Regions from separate parts of the Homo sapiens genome. Here region 2 is linked to region 1. A link is an interaction called in ENCODE POLR2A ChIA-PET data of the cell type or tissue named here. Cell type or tissue: PC-9. All regions are shown on one strand. Links, peaks and the distances in the headings refer to the core of each region. The heading gives the core; the rest is flanking DNA.

Region 1 (8,042 bases), core at 2,084-4,583:
GCAATTCTCCTGCCTCAGCCTCCCAAGTAGCTGGGATTACAGGTGTGCACCACCACGCCCAGCTAATTTTTGTATTTTTAGTAGAGACAGGGTTTCACGATGTTGGCCAGGCTGGTCTCGAACTCCTGATCTCAAGTGATCTGCCTACCTCGGCCTCCCAAAGTGTTGGGATTGCAGGCGTGAGACACTGCACTGGCCTGGAGATTCAACTTTCAAAAGGTAAACGATGGAAACCACAGAGGAGAGACTTTTAGACCCTCTGCCAGTGACATTCCGGATTACCAATACCTTCAATAGTCCAGAACCTTATTACCTGTATTTTACAGTTGTGGAAACTGAGGGTCATAGGGTTTAAATAAACGAATAAGTGATAGAATCAGGATTTGAATGTAGGGTTGTCTATTCCAAATCATTCCTCTTAACCACTATCCTGCCAGTCGAAGCCATGGTGATGCCCTTCTGAGCAAATTGATGGTGTCTGTGATGCCCTTATGTACCAACCTTCTCTACTCAGCAGAGGAGGAAATGGCCCCTGGCTAGTGGGCGGGAGCATCAGTGGATATTATGCTGGATTAAGATGTCATTCTACTGTTGACTTAGAACATAACCATGGGGCCATGAGGCCGCACCCCTGTGGGAAGGCAGTGAAATGGCTCATCTAAAGTTCTTCCTGGTGTAAGTGCCCTGGGGAAGATGTGTGATCCAGGGCCTGGGAAGCAGAACTGCTGTAGGATCTTATGGCTACAGAAGAGAGACCCGGACTCTTTTTTTTTTTTTGAGACAGAGTCTCACTCTGTCACCCAGGCTGGAGTGCAGTGGCAATTCTTGGCTCAATGCAACCTCTGCCTCCCAAGTTCCAGTGATTCTCCTGCCTCAGCCTCCTGGGTAGCTGGGATTATAGGCACACACCACCACATGCGGCTAATTTTTGTATTTTTAGTAGAGATGCGGTTTCATCATGTTGGCCAGGCTGGTGTCGAACTCCTGAATTCAGGTGATCCACTATCTCGGCCTCCCAAAGTGCTGGGATTACAGGCACGAGCCACCGTGCCCGGCCAGACCCTGACTCTCATAGTCTGCACTTTTGAAGATATTGAAGATATTGGTGTCTATAAGGATGTCCCCAAGTCAGGGGCCTATCAAAAAGAGGCAGGTCAGGAACTAGAAGGGGAGGGTGGAGATCAGGCAAGGCCCTATGTTTCACTCTGGAGTCAGTTAGCACCTGGAGAACAAATGATACCTTACACAACAAACTGTTTAGTAGGTCACACTCCACCCCATTCATGTCCCCATTGTCACCTCTATCTGAACAGCCTGTTACAGCCATTTTAAGGAAGCAATTTTTAAGGATAATAATTTAAAATAAAATTTTAGAACAAGTAGACAAACTTCTTAAAAGAATAGTTTTTGATGCACAGAAAAGTTGCAAAGATGGTACAGAGGATTCTCGTATATCCTCACCCACTTTCCTCTACTGCTAACGTCTTATATTGGCCACGGCAAATGAACCAGTATTAGTAAATTATTATTAACTAAAATCCATACTTTATTTACATTTCCTTCGTTTTTACCTAATGTCCTTTTTCTGTCCCAGGATTCCATCCAAGGTGCCACGTTACACTTAAACATCATGCCTCCATCCTTTCTTCCTGGTCTGAGAGAGTTGCTCAGACTCTCCTGGTTTTTGATGATCTTGAGAGTTTTGAGTATTCATCATCAGGTATTGTGCAGACTGTTAATTTGGGCTTTGCTGTTGGTTTTCTCATGATTAGACTTGGTTGAGTTCTTGCGAGGAAGGTCACAGAGGTGAAGTGCCACTCTCATTGCATTATATCAAGGGAACATTCCATCAGCATGACTCATCACCATTGATAACAGGCTTGATCACATGACAGAGGGAGTGATTGTCAGACTTCTCCATGGCGAAGTTACTCAAAGGATGCATTCCAATCACTGAGATGGAAGGGGCAGTACCCCCTGGCAGTCTGTATGGTGGGAACCCATGAGAGAACCCACCCGATAGGTAAATTTCAGAGGGCAATGTTCAAGTTCTGGGTTCAACTGCCCCATCTCAGCATCTAAGGCTATGGGCTCTACCAGCACTGGCAGGAACCAGGTCTGATTCATTTCCATGTTCTCAATACCCAGCACAAGGTTGTCGGTTGAATGTATAACTGAATTTATTTTCTTTTGCAAATCATTTTTTATTGAGGTGAAATTCACATAATATACAATTAACCATTTTAAAGTGTATGTCTCAGTGGCATTTAGTACATTCACAGTATTGTGCAACCACCACCTCTATCTAGTTCATATATATATATATATATATTTTTTTTTTTTTTTTTTTTTTTCTGAGACAGGGTCTGTCTCTGTTACCCAAGCTGGAGTGCAGTGGTGTGGTCTCAGCTCACTGCAACCTCCACCTCCCAGGTTCAGGTGATCCTCCCACCTCAGCCTCCTGACTAGCTGGGACTACAGGCATGTGCCACCATGCCCAGCTAGTTTTTGTATTTTTTTGTATTATTTTTCACCACGTTGCCCAGGCTGGTCTTGAACTCCTGGGCTCAAGCAATCTGCCAGCCTCAGCCTCACAAAGTGCTGGGATTACAGCTGTGAGCCACTATGCCCATCTAAAACATTTTCATCACCCCAAAAGAAAACCTGCTTAAGCAGTCACTCTGTTTCCCCTACCCCTCAGCCCCTGGCGACCGCCAATCTGCTTTTTGCCTCTATGGATTTATTTATTCTGAATATTTCACATAGATGGAATCATATAATATGTGACTTTTGTATCTGGCTTCTTTCACTCAGCACAATATTTTTTTGAGGTTTGTCCATTTTGTAGCAGTATCAGAACTTTACTGCTCTTACGGTTGAGTAATATTTCATTGTATGAATGCCACATTGTTTATCCATTTATCTGTTGATGGACATTTAGGTTATTTCTACCTTTTGGCTATTGTGAATAGTGCTACTATGAACAATTCATGTATAGGTATCTGATTTCAATTATTTTGGGTGAATATTAATGCATGATTGGATTTTTAAAGAAGGTGGTATTTCCTCACAGGCTTTTAGGAAGCTGATCAAACTTATGGCTCTGGTTATGGGCCAGGGCCTGTGAGAAGGGAGTTTCTGTCTTGGGCCAGGTTGAGGTAATTATTTCATCAACAGGTTGGATAAAGACACGGCGCACATGTATCAGGTTCACCCATGACAAAAAGTCAGGAAGGGTGCTAAAAATCAACGCAAATATTTAAAATGGGAAATATATCAAGGCTTGCGTGTGATTTCTTCAAAAGATTGCCCAAACACAGGCTATGGGAGAACTGGTTTACCAACAATGATACAAAAAGGAGCTCAGAGTCTGAGCTGACCACAAGCCCTACATGAGCTAAGGCAGAGGCTGCCAAACAAACAAATGCAAATGCAGGCTGCATTAACAGAGGCATAGCAACCAGAACAGAGAAGGGACTGCCCTACCCTGCTCCACACTCAGCCAGACCCAGCTGGAGCTCTAGGACCTTTCTGACACTTTGGGGTATGTGCTGAGTCAAGAGAGGGTGACCAGGCTATAGAGGCCTGAAAACCAGGCCATGTGACAAGTAGGCAGAGGACTGAGTGGGAGCAGGGTGGCTGGAGCAGAATCTTTGCTGCCTAGGGTCTGCAGGGCTATCCCCCACAGAGGAAGGCATTTTTCCTAGCAGGGAGTGAGATCTCTTCACTTTAGGGTTGGGTGTGCAAAGCGAGCAGGGGAAAGATTCAGAACCTCAGGTGAGTCCAGATGATCCTGGGAGTCAGGTGGCTGCCCTGGCATTCCCATACTGAGAAACATATTTAGCATGAGGGGAAGAAAGGGGCAGAAAGCATGAATCTCCTTGGTGTTGGTTTTATCTCCTCTTTTCTCCTCTCTCCTCCTTTTCCTCCAGGCTGGCACCCAGCACTGTGCTATCCTAGGAAGAAACAGCTAAATCCCAATGAAAGGTAAGGATTTTTGTCAGAAAGATTAGCTTAAATCAACAGGGTATAATTTAACTGGCTGGCTTGTAAAAACCCAGGAAAAGGTTTTGTGCCTTTATGGTGAATGAAAAAAAGGCAGGATACACAATTGTATTATACATTATGACCAGGTTAAAATGCCTAGAAAACCTTAGTATCAAACACAACAAAATCTTAATGTCAGTTACCTGTGTGAATCAGGACTGTCAGGATTTTTTATTTTCTGTTTTATATTTTTCTGTATTTTTCAAGTACTCTGCAATGAAGAGGTGTTATTTCTAGCGTCAGAAAAACAAAATCCTTTGTTTAGTACTTGAGAACTAATTGAACTGTGGGCCCCACCCCCTTCCCTACTCTGTGTTTCTTCTGGGCCCCTGGATCTCCCTGCCAGGGCCTTGTTCCCAGGAGGTGGTTGAGAAATTTCGGTAAACGCATGACGTCTTGCTTGAAGAGTCAGACAAATAAGTGATTCTAGGGCAGGAAGGAGAGCCCTAGCCCACTCTCAGGTGGAAAAGACCTGAAGGGTGGGGAGCCCACAAGATGGGCACAGCCAATGTGATCGGGCAATCCCCAGGGTGGAGTGGGCCGCTCCCCTCCTGGCGGAGGCTGCATTTGGCCATCAGCCTGGATGAACCCAGCCTGGGCAGGGAACATGGGCTGCCTAGAAGGGGACCTGGGGAGCCCATGTGGTGTGTGTGGCTGTGTGGCAACAGCGTCCGACACTGCCATGGGAAAGCATGGATTCCCTGAACACCTCCCTAGTATGCATTGGGCTGACCCTTTCTTTACACACAGTCATTTAATCCACACACTAACCTACCAGGCAGGCGTCATTATCCCATTTTACCAGCAAGAAAATCCACTTCAGAAGGATTAAGGGTCACGCAGCTAGTATCTAGCAGAGGTGCTCTTAACCACCATGGCATACTGCCTTGAAACAGTCTTCAGCTTCCTGCTTGGCAGAATGGCCTGTCTTTTGCCTTTCAGTGTCTCTTGCCTTTCAGTGGCCCCACTGATGGTTTAGTGATTGCAAGTGATGACACTTTAACTGTGGCCATGGAGAAAGGAGCTACTGCTCACTTGTTCATCTCTCAGGGATGGCAGGGGCCTCATCCCCACCCCTTCCCCTGGCTCTCCTGGACTGTTTTGGGCTGTGGGGGGAAGATAAGGCTCTGTGGCCTTGGAGATAGGGAGGAGACCCTTGGGGAAGTGACTGGTCTCAGGTCTCAGGTCTCGGGAAGAAGGCTGGTCTCAGGTCCCAGGTTAAGGTGAGTTCCCATTGCTGAGGGCATTATAATCAGGGCCTGAACAGGTCAGTTTGGATTCTTCAGAAGGGAGGAGCAAAGTGATTTTTTGAGCCAGCCTTTAGATCACAGCCTAGGCTGACAAGTGTATGGCTGCACAAGCCGAGAAGAGCCCCTTCTCTTCTTAGAAGCTCGGAGAAGTTGCAATCAGATAGGACTTGAATGTGAGACCGCCTGAGACTACCAGGTCCATCTGGGTTTTGCTGCCCCCATTCACCCCGAAACAGCTGTTTTCTCCTAGAGTGGGGGCTCAACCTCATGGAGACACCATGGGAACAAATGGCTCTGACATCTAGAGTCCAATGTACAGCTGTGTCCTCACATGAGACCAGAGGAACAAGGGTCAGTGGAGACTCAGGGTTTCGGAACCTGCTCTCAAGAAACGGTGTGGCGCTGCCTGTCACTTGAGTGTTTTATGGGTACAGACACAAGGAAAGGCAAAACTAGAAATATATATACACTCACAAATAAAAGATTTCTATTTTTAAGTATATAAGAAATATGTTATATATATAATTATATGCATCAATAGATAAATAAATAAAAATTAAAATCTAGATATTTATACATATAAATTTGTAGCACCGTCTGCCAATCTGGTGGCATTTCCCCATATATGTGAGAAGAAAAAGAAATGTACGTATGTGACCAGGCGCAGTGACTCACGCCTGTGATCCCAGCACTTTGGGAGGCCAAGGAGGGCGAATCATGAGGTTAGGAGTTCGAGACCAGCCTGACCAACATGGTGAAACCCGTCTCTACTAAAAATACAAAAATTAGCCAGGCGTGGTGGTGCGTGCCTATAATCCCAGCTACTCAGGAGGCTGAGGCAGGAAAATCACTTGAACCTGGGAGGTGGAGGTTGCAGTGAGCTGAGATCGTGCCACTGCACTCCAGTCTGGGTGACAGAGCAAGACTCCCATCTCAAGAAAAATAATAATAAAACATAAATAAAGAAATGTATATATGTATACACACACACATACACATAAAATATCCATTTATGTATACTTATACATTTCGCTATTATATATGTATATATATAACTATATAAAGTAATATATACTAATATAAACATCTATGGATAAAATAAACACAAGCTAAACATACACACACATACACACACACACACGCAAATGCACCTGCATTTATACCAGGGGCCATTAGGCCCTTTTGCAACCTACTAGCAGCGACAGGAGCCAAAGAAGCCACAGAAGTCTTTCCCTGCCAGTTCCATGTAATCCCATGCTGATGGCAAACACCTGGCCAGCGACTTTAGGGGCCAAGGGAAAACTTCCCCTTTGCCCTCTAAATATTTGCTGAAACATCAACTGACCAAAGGCAGATGAATAGGAGAAAAGGCAGACACATTCATTAATGTGCATGAGGGAGAACTATCGAGTGGCGATTCCAAGCCCCCGATGGGGTACAGAAGCTCATATATCCTTTTCATAGGGGAGGGAGAAGATAGGAATGCAGACAATTTTTTGAGGGGTGGTAAATAATTATTAAGGAGAATGAATGGACCAGAAAGACAGAAAAAAAAGGGCAGGTGGACAACAAGACCACAGAGGGCCTTTCTATCCTTTAGATTCAAAGATTCTCCCATTTCAGGACACTCAGATATGGACAGCGGACAGGGGTAGAGGCGGGGCAGTGGGTTGGTGCCTTCCCCACCCTGGGTCAGAGGCTGTCAGAGCCTAGGCCCACCCACTCATGGTGTAACCATGGGTATCCTGGCCACATGCCAACGACATGGTGTTTATGTGGCTCCCGATGAACCTTCCTTCTCCTGAGGGTGGGGGAGCCTGGCCCCTGGGCTTAGGGTACACCTCTCTCTGAACTAAAGAAACATTTCCTGGCAGGGCACAGAGGCTCATGCCTGTAATTTCAGGACTTAGGGATGCTGAGGGGGGGCAGATTGCTTGAACCCAGGAATCTGAGACTAGCCTGGCAAGATGGCAAAAACCCATCTCTACAAAAAAATAAATAGAAAAATTAGCTGGGCATGGTGGGGCACACCTGTAGTCCCAGCTACATGGGAGGCTGGGGTGGGAGGATCACTTGAGGCCAGGAGGTTAAGGCTTCAGTGAGGCATTATCACACCACTGTACTCCAGCTTGGATGACAGAGAGAGATCCTGTCTCAAAACAAACAAACAAAAAAAGTAAAATGAGAAAGAAGAGAAATTTTATATCATGTGCTGGGGGGAAGGGGTTGTCCAAGCTGGGCACTGGGCACACAGAAGATAATTATCAATTTCTGCTTTTGGATAGAGGCAAACAGACCCAGGCCCAGCCCAGGAGGCTTGGTGCTGAGGCAGGGGGACACTTCAAGAATGCAGGAGCCAGAGGAAGGGTCCCAACTCTAGGAACACATGCCCAGGGAATTTGGAGGGCTAATTCTTCCTTCCCTGCCAGTTCCAGGAAGGTCTCCAATAGCCTTTGGGGCCCACACTGGTGGCCTCAGAACAGCTAGGGGTATGCTGAGTCTGCCCGCTATCCAGGCCCCAGATACAGAGTCATGGGCAGCCCGGCTTGTCCTGCTGGACATCAGGAGCGTCACGGCTGCCTCATATGGCCCGTTGGGTAACTGGGAAGAGGCTGACAGTTTGTGGTTGTTGAGTAACCACTGGGCTTCCTGAAACTTCTAGTTTCTTTCAGGACCACTCCCCATCTTCCTCTTTCAGGGCCGGGCTGAGGGCTGGGGAGTATTCGCATGCCCACATTCATTTAT
Region 2 (8,042 bases), core at 2,326-4,825, 870 kb after region 1:
TCCACCCCCACCTACTTTTATTGCATTGTACTCCTTTATTGTACAGATTGGAAGCATTAAAAGCTACATTTCTCGGACTCTTTTGCAGCTAGGGTATGGATGCAAATTGGCCTCTACCAATCAGATGCCCTCACAAAAGATCTGGAAGGCAGGCGGGAAGCAGAGGACATCTTTCTTTTCCTTCTGCTTTTGCTAATAACAAGGATGATGATGTAGAGACATTGTGTTTTTTGATCTAGCATTTGGTCCCTGGGTGCAGAGAGGCCCTGTGGCAATGGCTATGACGAGAGCTTCTGATTCTTAGATTTCAGTTTTGGCACTGTATTCTGAACTTAAAAGATTTAGTGGTTCCCTCCTAGAAGTTTAGCCTAGAGCTCACTCCTCTAGCCCTTCTAATGACTTAAAGTACCTTAATATTCTATATTAAACTCCTCTCTGCTTAAAATGGCTGGAGTGGGTTCCATTTCCTCTGCCTGATATAGCTTTCATCTCTCATTCTTTCTCCCATTTTCCTTTTTCGGTCTTAAGCTTCAACTAATTTCTTCCAATAAAATGTCATAAATCCTCACAATTAGGAAGAGATAACCTGGCTCTACCACAGCAGCTCTCACATATTGTATAATAATCTGTGTTTCCCTCACTAGACTGAGAGCTCTTTGAATGCACAGAGTATTCCCAAGGCCCTTATTAAATGTTTGCTGACTTCCCACTGCCCTTTGTCTACAGATAGTTGCCCAGGGTTAGAGAGAGGAGTTGCCTTGTCTGCTTGCAGTACATACCCACAGAAGATAGCAACATCTTCTCAAGAAAGCTCTGAGGAAGATCAGCAGAGAGGACCAATCACTGTTCCCAGAGGCAGGACACCTAGGTTCCAATGTAGTCTGCCATTGCTTTAGTGTGACATATTGGATACACCACTTCATTCTGGCTAACTGGGCCTCGGTTTTCTCATCAGAAATAAGTGCTCTCAAACCACCTTCCACAGTAAAATTCTAATTCTAGATATATATCAACCTTGCTCACATCTCTCATGGCACTACCCCCATCCCTCTGGTTTATTTATTTATTTATTTATTTTTTGAGACGGAGTCTCACTCACTCTGTCGCCCAGGCTGGAGTGCAGAGGCACGATCTCGGCTCACTGCAACCTCCACCTCCTGGGTTCAAGTGATTCTCCTGCCTCAGCCTCCTGAGTAGCTGGAATTGCAGGCTTGCGCTCAGCTAATTTTTGTATTTTTAGTAGAGAAAGGGTTTCACCATGTTGGCCAGGCTGGTTTTGAACTCCTGACCTCAAGTGATCTGTCTGCCTCAGCCTCCCAAAGTGCTGGGATTACAGGCATAAGCCACTGCGTCCGGCCATCCTCCAGTTTATTTTTAAAGCTGCTATTTGCTAAAGGCCTTGAAACAAAACTATTTTGACTTTGGAAGAAGATAGTTCCTTATTTAGTCTTGAACAGACACATTCCTTTTAGCCAAACAGGTGGGTGAAAAAGAAATCAGCTTGGGAGAGCAGGTCTATCAGGTTTCTCTGGCTCTCCTCTTGTAGGTGGAAATTCATCTGGGCCTGTTTACATTCTGAAAAAGGTCAAGTTCTGAAATACTTTTGGAAGCAGCCCAAAAGAAGGCTGCTATACCCCCCACAGGGTTGGGACACACATTAAGAAGACCTGAGGTGAACCAGTTATGCCATTTAAGAATTTTATGCATCAAGAAAGGTGTAATTGTTTCAGTGAGATTAAAATAACAACTTCTCATATTTAGATAATGCGTTACAGCTTGCACACTGTTTTCTTACACACTAAAGTTGTGCTGATAACGTCTCTGAAAATCGCATAAGATAGGCATCTCTATCCCTATTATAAAAATAAGGCAACCAAGGAACAGAGAAGTGGCTTGCTCATCACATACCTGGTTAACTAGCATTGAGAAGAACCACGGTTTCCTGACTCGTACTTTAGATTTTTTTCCATTGCAATCATTCTAATTATCTCCATCTGGTTAAGAGAAGTGCTCTCCCTTTGGCCTGGAGTGAATGGATGGAAACTTCCCCCTTAAGCAATGTCCAATTTTTTATGTTAATAAAAACTTAGCCCAGCAGGTGTATTAAGCTAACATTAGCTGACACCTCCTCTGTGTCACACCTGTACAAGGTGAGTCAGATTTGATTCTTGATCTGCGGGAGACAAACACAGACAGATAATTACAACCCAATAAGATAAAGACTATGCTAAAAGCACATGGGAACCCAGAGGTGTCCTGAACTCTGCCTTGATGGGCTAAAGAATGCCTCTAAAAGTTGATAATATTGAAGCTGATTTTACTTTTTACTGAGTATAACTTATGCTACTTCAAATCATTTTACCTCTCTGTTCCTTATTTGTCTCATTTGTAAAACAGGGCTAGAAATACCTGTTTTGTCTAATATAAGTATACAAACCTTAAGAGTATTGAAGCTGATCTTAACCGAAGGTTCCTCAGAGCTTTTTCTAACATAAGTATCCAAGAAGTTCTTTTATTTTCAGAACCAGGACTACAGTGGTGACCACAGACCATTTCAGAGCTGCTTCAGAACTCAGCTTTGCTGAAGGCAAAGCTCCTAATTTGGGGCTGTTTGTGAATCCTCTGCATAAAGGTTTGCATGAAGGAACCACTCATTTCCTTCCTTAAGAAAGAGCTTCCAAGGCATAAAAAGGACAGACACTCTGAGAACACTATTAAGGCAAGAGGAAAGTCAGAAGTACAGAGTGTAGAATCATGGTCTCCTACCAGAAAGTTTCTGTCGCCTGTTCTCCATTCTTGCTGCCACCTTGCTTGTTTAGGCTTCAGAACTTGAACTAATGTGACGGCCCTCTCAGTGATTGCTGCTTTCGGTATTCTCCAGTATCTTTTTCATACTGCCACCAAGATTTCATGTCTGGTCAACAAATATGACCTTGCCTCTCCACAGATTAAGATTTTGTTGGTTTCATCTCACCTGCAGTGTCAGTCATGTAGCATACAAAATGCTGCCTATGTAGCCTAATTAGTCTTTCCAGCCCCATTTCTCACTACTTTTTACTCACATTTAATGACCTTTTTTTGGCCAATGTCCCATTCTCTCATACTACCAAGCTTTTGAGCATGCTGTTTCTTCTCATTAGAATGCCTTTTTCCTCTTTCATTCAGCAAACTTGCTCCTCCTCCTTCAAGAGTAGGCTAAAGTGACACCAATACTTGGAAGCCTGCCCTGACCACCCCATTAGCAAAAAAATGCCCTCTGTGTTCTCAAAGTTTTCCTATACTACCACATCCACCTCCCCACAGCTTTCCTCTTTCATATCGTTTATTCCTCTGTACTAAAAATGTTAACATGTCTCTCCATTAGGCTGTTCCTTGGGGACAGGGACTGTGTGTTGTTTGTTTATCCCAGCACTGTGATCTTCATGATGCAGCAAAGCAAACATAATGTCCTCCTGTTTTATGAATATGAGACATAACGCCTCTCACATTTCTGGCAAGAGTTGCAGACCTGTAAATCACTTGTTATTTAGCCTCTTTCTGTTTAGCCAGGTCAAGGCAAGCATAGGGTAGACATCTGACTTTCCAGACGTCACTGTTGTATCCTGATTTCCACCCTGCAGTGATAAGCCCATGCAGTCCTTCCTCCCACAGACATTTATGTGTCAGTCAGGCACTGTGCTGAGCATAGAGTGTAGACCTATAGTATAGAGATCTGCCCATTGTCTCTTTGAGTATAGACCTGCCCATCTGGTTCTGCAGAGCGCATTAACTATGTAACTTCAGGTCATTTTACCTTTTTGAACTTCGGTCTCCTCATTTGTGAAATGATTATGTATTGTAATCTCTTCAAACTATAATCCTGCTCGTGGCAAGGATTAAAGGGGATACAGGGAATAACCCTGATCTGAAATGCTTGGGGCAAGAGGTATTTCAGATTTTGTAATATCTGCATTATACTTATTCAGTATGCCAAATCTGAAAATCTGAAACCTGATATATTCCTATGAGCATTTCCTTTGAGCACCAAGTTGGTGCTTTTGGATTTGGGATACCTAACCCATAATTAATGTACAAAGACTAGAATAGAACTCAGCACACAGCAGATGATGCTCAATAAATTATTATAAAATTTTGCCAAGTGATATTATAAAACTGTAATTCACTGTCTCATTGAAAATTTGTAAGTATATTTTGCTTTTTTTTAACAATATGGGAATTCTCCTAAAATGTAACATATACCATATCTTTTGTATATTAAATTTTATTTTCAATGCAACTACAAAAAAAAACTTTCCAAAAATAAAAGAAGCTTTTTAATACTTTCCTTAAACTCATTCATCTATTGATTTTTTTGGTCTTTAAAAAAAATTTGTCAAAAATGGCTGCTTTGGTGGGGCAGAAAATTTTTTTTTCTTTAAAAACAAGTAAAAATTGTTCAATTTTGTGATTCACACTGCACTTGAAGAAGACTTTGTCCTGATATAGAATGTTTCAAGGTTTCTGATACACAATGGCTGAAATGGATGAGAACATCAAGGATCATTATGGAAGCTTATAATCCCAGGAGTAATGGCTGTTGGTAGTATAAACGGGGAGGAGTAGGAATGAGAGATAAATAATAGTTACTATGAGCACAGGTTTTGTTTCTGTTCTAAAGTAGTAAGGACACATGACACAGTTTGAGAGACACCAAAACAGAGATGACAGGAGCCAAACAGAGAGGTCAAATCTGAATCAAATGATGTATATTGAAACTTTCTGGATTCATAAGGCCATGGTTGACTGGCTCTCATAGACACCACACATCTGAACATTGTTAATCACAGCCATTTACAGATGAGAAATTCAAGACAGAGAGAAAGAATACCTTGCTCAAAGTCACACATATGTACACATACAATTTATTGGCTAGGGACACAGGGATAAATATATTCCTACTAGAATGTAATCTCCACAGGGCACAATTTTTGTCTGTCCTTTTTTTTTACTGTTTTATCCCTGGCACCAAGGACAGGGCTTAGCATGTAGCAAATACAGTAAGTTTTGTTGTAAAATAAATGAATGCATGATGAATGAACAAATGAGATGAGGTCTTTGCTTTTGAACAGTTCATATCTAGTTGAAAAGAAAACCATGGAAACAACTGCAGTACTGTGTGACATATGATATGATACAGGGGCAAAGTGCCAGGGGAGCAAATAGAAGGGGGCCTTTATATTGGGAAAGCCCTCCAGGAAATGGTGATGCCTGAGCTGGGTCTGAAGAGAGGAGCTGGAAGTAGCCAGGCAAAAGAGAAGGGTGACGGCAAAGGGGAAATTTTAGGAGATTACAATGCTGAATAAAGGTAGGGCAGGAATTCTTTGTGCCATGGACTCTGGCAATCTGGCAAGGTCTATGGGCCTCTTCTTTTAACAGTGTTTCTTTAAAATGCATAATGTAAAACACATAGGATTACAGAGAAATCCAATTATATTTACATAGAGTTATCAAAACTAAAAGAACTTTGTGATATAGTAATATATGTGCTTTAGTAACAAGGTCTAACTATAGGTAATAACTACTGTAGGTCTGGCACAGTGGCTCACGTCTGTACTCCCAGCACTTTGAGAGGCTGAGGTGGGTGGATCACTTGCGGTCAGGAGTTCGAGATCAGCCTGTCCAACATGGTGAAAACACATCTCTACTAAAAATACAAAAATTAGCCAGGAGTGGTGGCACAAGCCTGTAATCCCAGCTACTCAGGAGGCTGAGGCAGGAGAATTGCTTGAAGCTGGGAGGTGGAGGTTGCAGTGAGCCGAAATCGTGCCACTGCACTGCAGCCTGGGCGACAGAGCAAGACTTTGTTTCAAAAAAAAAAAAAAAAAAATCAAAACAAACAAAAAAACCCCCCTAACTATTGTAATTTCAAAGAAATCATAGTTATAAGTGATATTCTAAGATATCTGCAATAATGATGTGATATGGAAATACCTGTGATTTCTATTGTTGACAATATCACAGGTACTATTACTAGGATCTACTGCCTATATTCATAATGAGAGGAAATATGTTAAATTTTAGCTAGAGGTTGCTAAAAATAAAGATGTAATTATTTTCCTATCCAAGGCCACTAACCCGGAGTTTGAACTTTTCACGGATCCCTTGGATGTTTAAGGACCCAATGTTAAAAACACCTGGCCCTAGGTGCATTAGGAAGGCCTGAGTTGGCAGGAATGCAGAAGGAAGAAATCTGAGAAATTTAATAAAGAACAAGTTAGGGATCCGATGATTTGACAGTGGATAAGGAAAAGAGAAGTATCTATCTAGGTTGAGACTCAGGTGGCTGGACTGGGGAATTTACGATATGCAACAAGTTCAGAAAAGCTTTCATGTTGCTTAAACCTTTAGGCTTGAGAAATAAATATTTATCAGTTGAGATAATTAACAGATCCTGCCATGATTTGAAAGATTTGTGAAGAAAGGAGCACACCCTGAAGAGTTAGACATGCTCCTGGGTAGGTGAGGAGAGCATACCTTTCAAGCTCAAGTGCATTGCTCTTTCTACTAGGATGCTGACTGCAAACGTTCCATCCAAATCAGCAGGGCCCTCCTGCGTCAGGCGGACTTCAGCTGTGGTGCTGCTGCAGGGGACCTGGGTGGAGGCAGGAGACTTCTGGTGGCAGGAGATGACTTCTGGTGGAGAGAGCTGGACCTCATCATTCCTTCTGGGGAGCTGCTCAGACTCACTGTGGCTGCTGCAGTCCATGGAGTCCAGCTCATGAGTGGGCTCAAGGTGTGAGGAAAGAGAGGAAAGAACCACATGAACTCGCAAGGCAGCTCCTGAGAGGTTGGAAGCATTTCGTCCAAACAGAGGATACACACCTAAAAGAAGATGGAGAAGAATAAGGCTAGTCAAGCAGGAACCAAGACCAAGCTTGGAGGAAATACTCACTGAGGGTGCTGTGGTCCTTTCTCCTTTGAAAGGTCTACAAACCCCAATACAGCAATTTGCAAAAGAAACTATGAAGCTGGTAGAAAACATGAAAACTTTTACCCTGCCCTAACTATCTTCAATAATGAAAAGTAGGCTGAGTGTGGTGGCTCACACCTGTAATCCCAGCACGTTGGGAGACTGAAGTGGGCAAATTGCTTGAGTCCAGGAGTTCAAGAGTTTGGGCAACATGGTAAAACCCTATCTCTACAAAAAACACAAAAATTAGCTGAGCATGGTGGTGTGTGTCTGCAGTCCCAGCTACTCAGGAGGCTAAGGTGGGAGGATCACCTGAGCCCAGGAGGTTGAGGATGCAGTGAGCCATGACTGCGCCACTGCACTCCAGCCTGGGTGACAGAGCAAGACTCTGTCTCAAAAAACAAAACAAAATAAAACAAACAAACAAAAGTAATGAAAATAGTAAGATCTCTGATTTAAAGCCAAAGCCAAATGACTACCAGGCAGAGCTGTTGTGGAAGGGATTCATGCGCTGAGAGGCAACAAGACTTAGAGAAGTCTAAGATTTGATGAAATCAAGAGTGGTCTATTTTCTCTTCCTCGTGTCTCATGGGCTCCTGTTTTTCGACCTTCTCCCTATCAGGAGGCTGTCTTGACACTCAATTTAGCTATGTTTCACTAGGGTTCGGGCGATATTTTGGGGGGGGGTGGGGGGAAGTAGGAGGTTAGCAGGAGACCAGAAATAAATACAACGGAGTTAATATTTGTTGAGTGTTTTTCATAAGCCAGAATCTCAGAGGAGTTAAATAAACTGCCAACATCACTCTGGCAGTAAGTGGCAGATTTAAGCCCAGAGACTTGAATTTTACTAACTTGCTGAATATTAAAATGAGATTTATAAAACAGAAGGAACTAATAGTTCCTTCTGAATCTCAAAGTTTGCTTCATTAGATTCACTTCAATTCAGGAAAATGGAGTTAACTGATTCATAGATGGCAATAATATGAAACCTTTCCTGTTTTAGATAACCAGTTTTCTTCTCAAAGCAATGTGTAAATTATTATGATTATCAAAGGAAAATAAGGGCAGGTCATTACAGGTGGGAAGACACCCA

Evidence for each region. ChIA-PET counts read pairs that join two places held together with the same protein. Peaks named below come from ENCODE experiments on the same cell type or tissue, not always from the same donor. Only the 100,000 strongest peaks of a DNase experiment are listed, where the experiment ranks them.
Region 2: POLR2A ChIA-PET joins it to region 1 with 6 read pairs; 1 of 35 experiments calls an interaction of 5 or more read pairs at or near these places.

The regions. Positions count from the first base shown.
Region 1 is chr11:73,196,964-73,205,005 of GRCh38, forward strand. No RefSeq gene overlaps it. Among named protein-coding and RNA genes, the nearest start is that of P2RY2, 17 kb to the right of the region's middle. RefSeq lists an enhancer at 1,701-1,995. In PC-9, for the core only: no CTCF peak of the experiment used is centred there; DNase peaks (open chromatin) are centred at 3,438 and 4,428; H3K4me3 peaks cover 964 bases; H3K27ac peaks cover 2,500 bases.
Region 2 is chr11:74,067,740-74,075,781 of GRCh38, forward strand. C2CD3 (C2 domain containing 3 centriole elongation regulator) reads right to left here. Exons shown (of 33, transcript NM_001286577.2): 24 at 6,514-6,861. Among named protein-coding and RNA genes, the nearest start is that of UCP3, 63 kb to the left of the region's middle. RefSeq lists an enhancer at 4,832-4,901. In PC-9, for the core only: no CTCF peak of the experiment used is centred there; a DNase peak (open chromatin) is centred at 3,462; H3K4me3 peaks cover 785 bases; H3K27ac peaks cover 2,403 bases.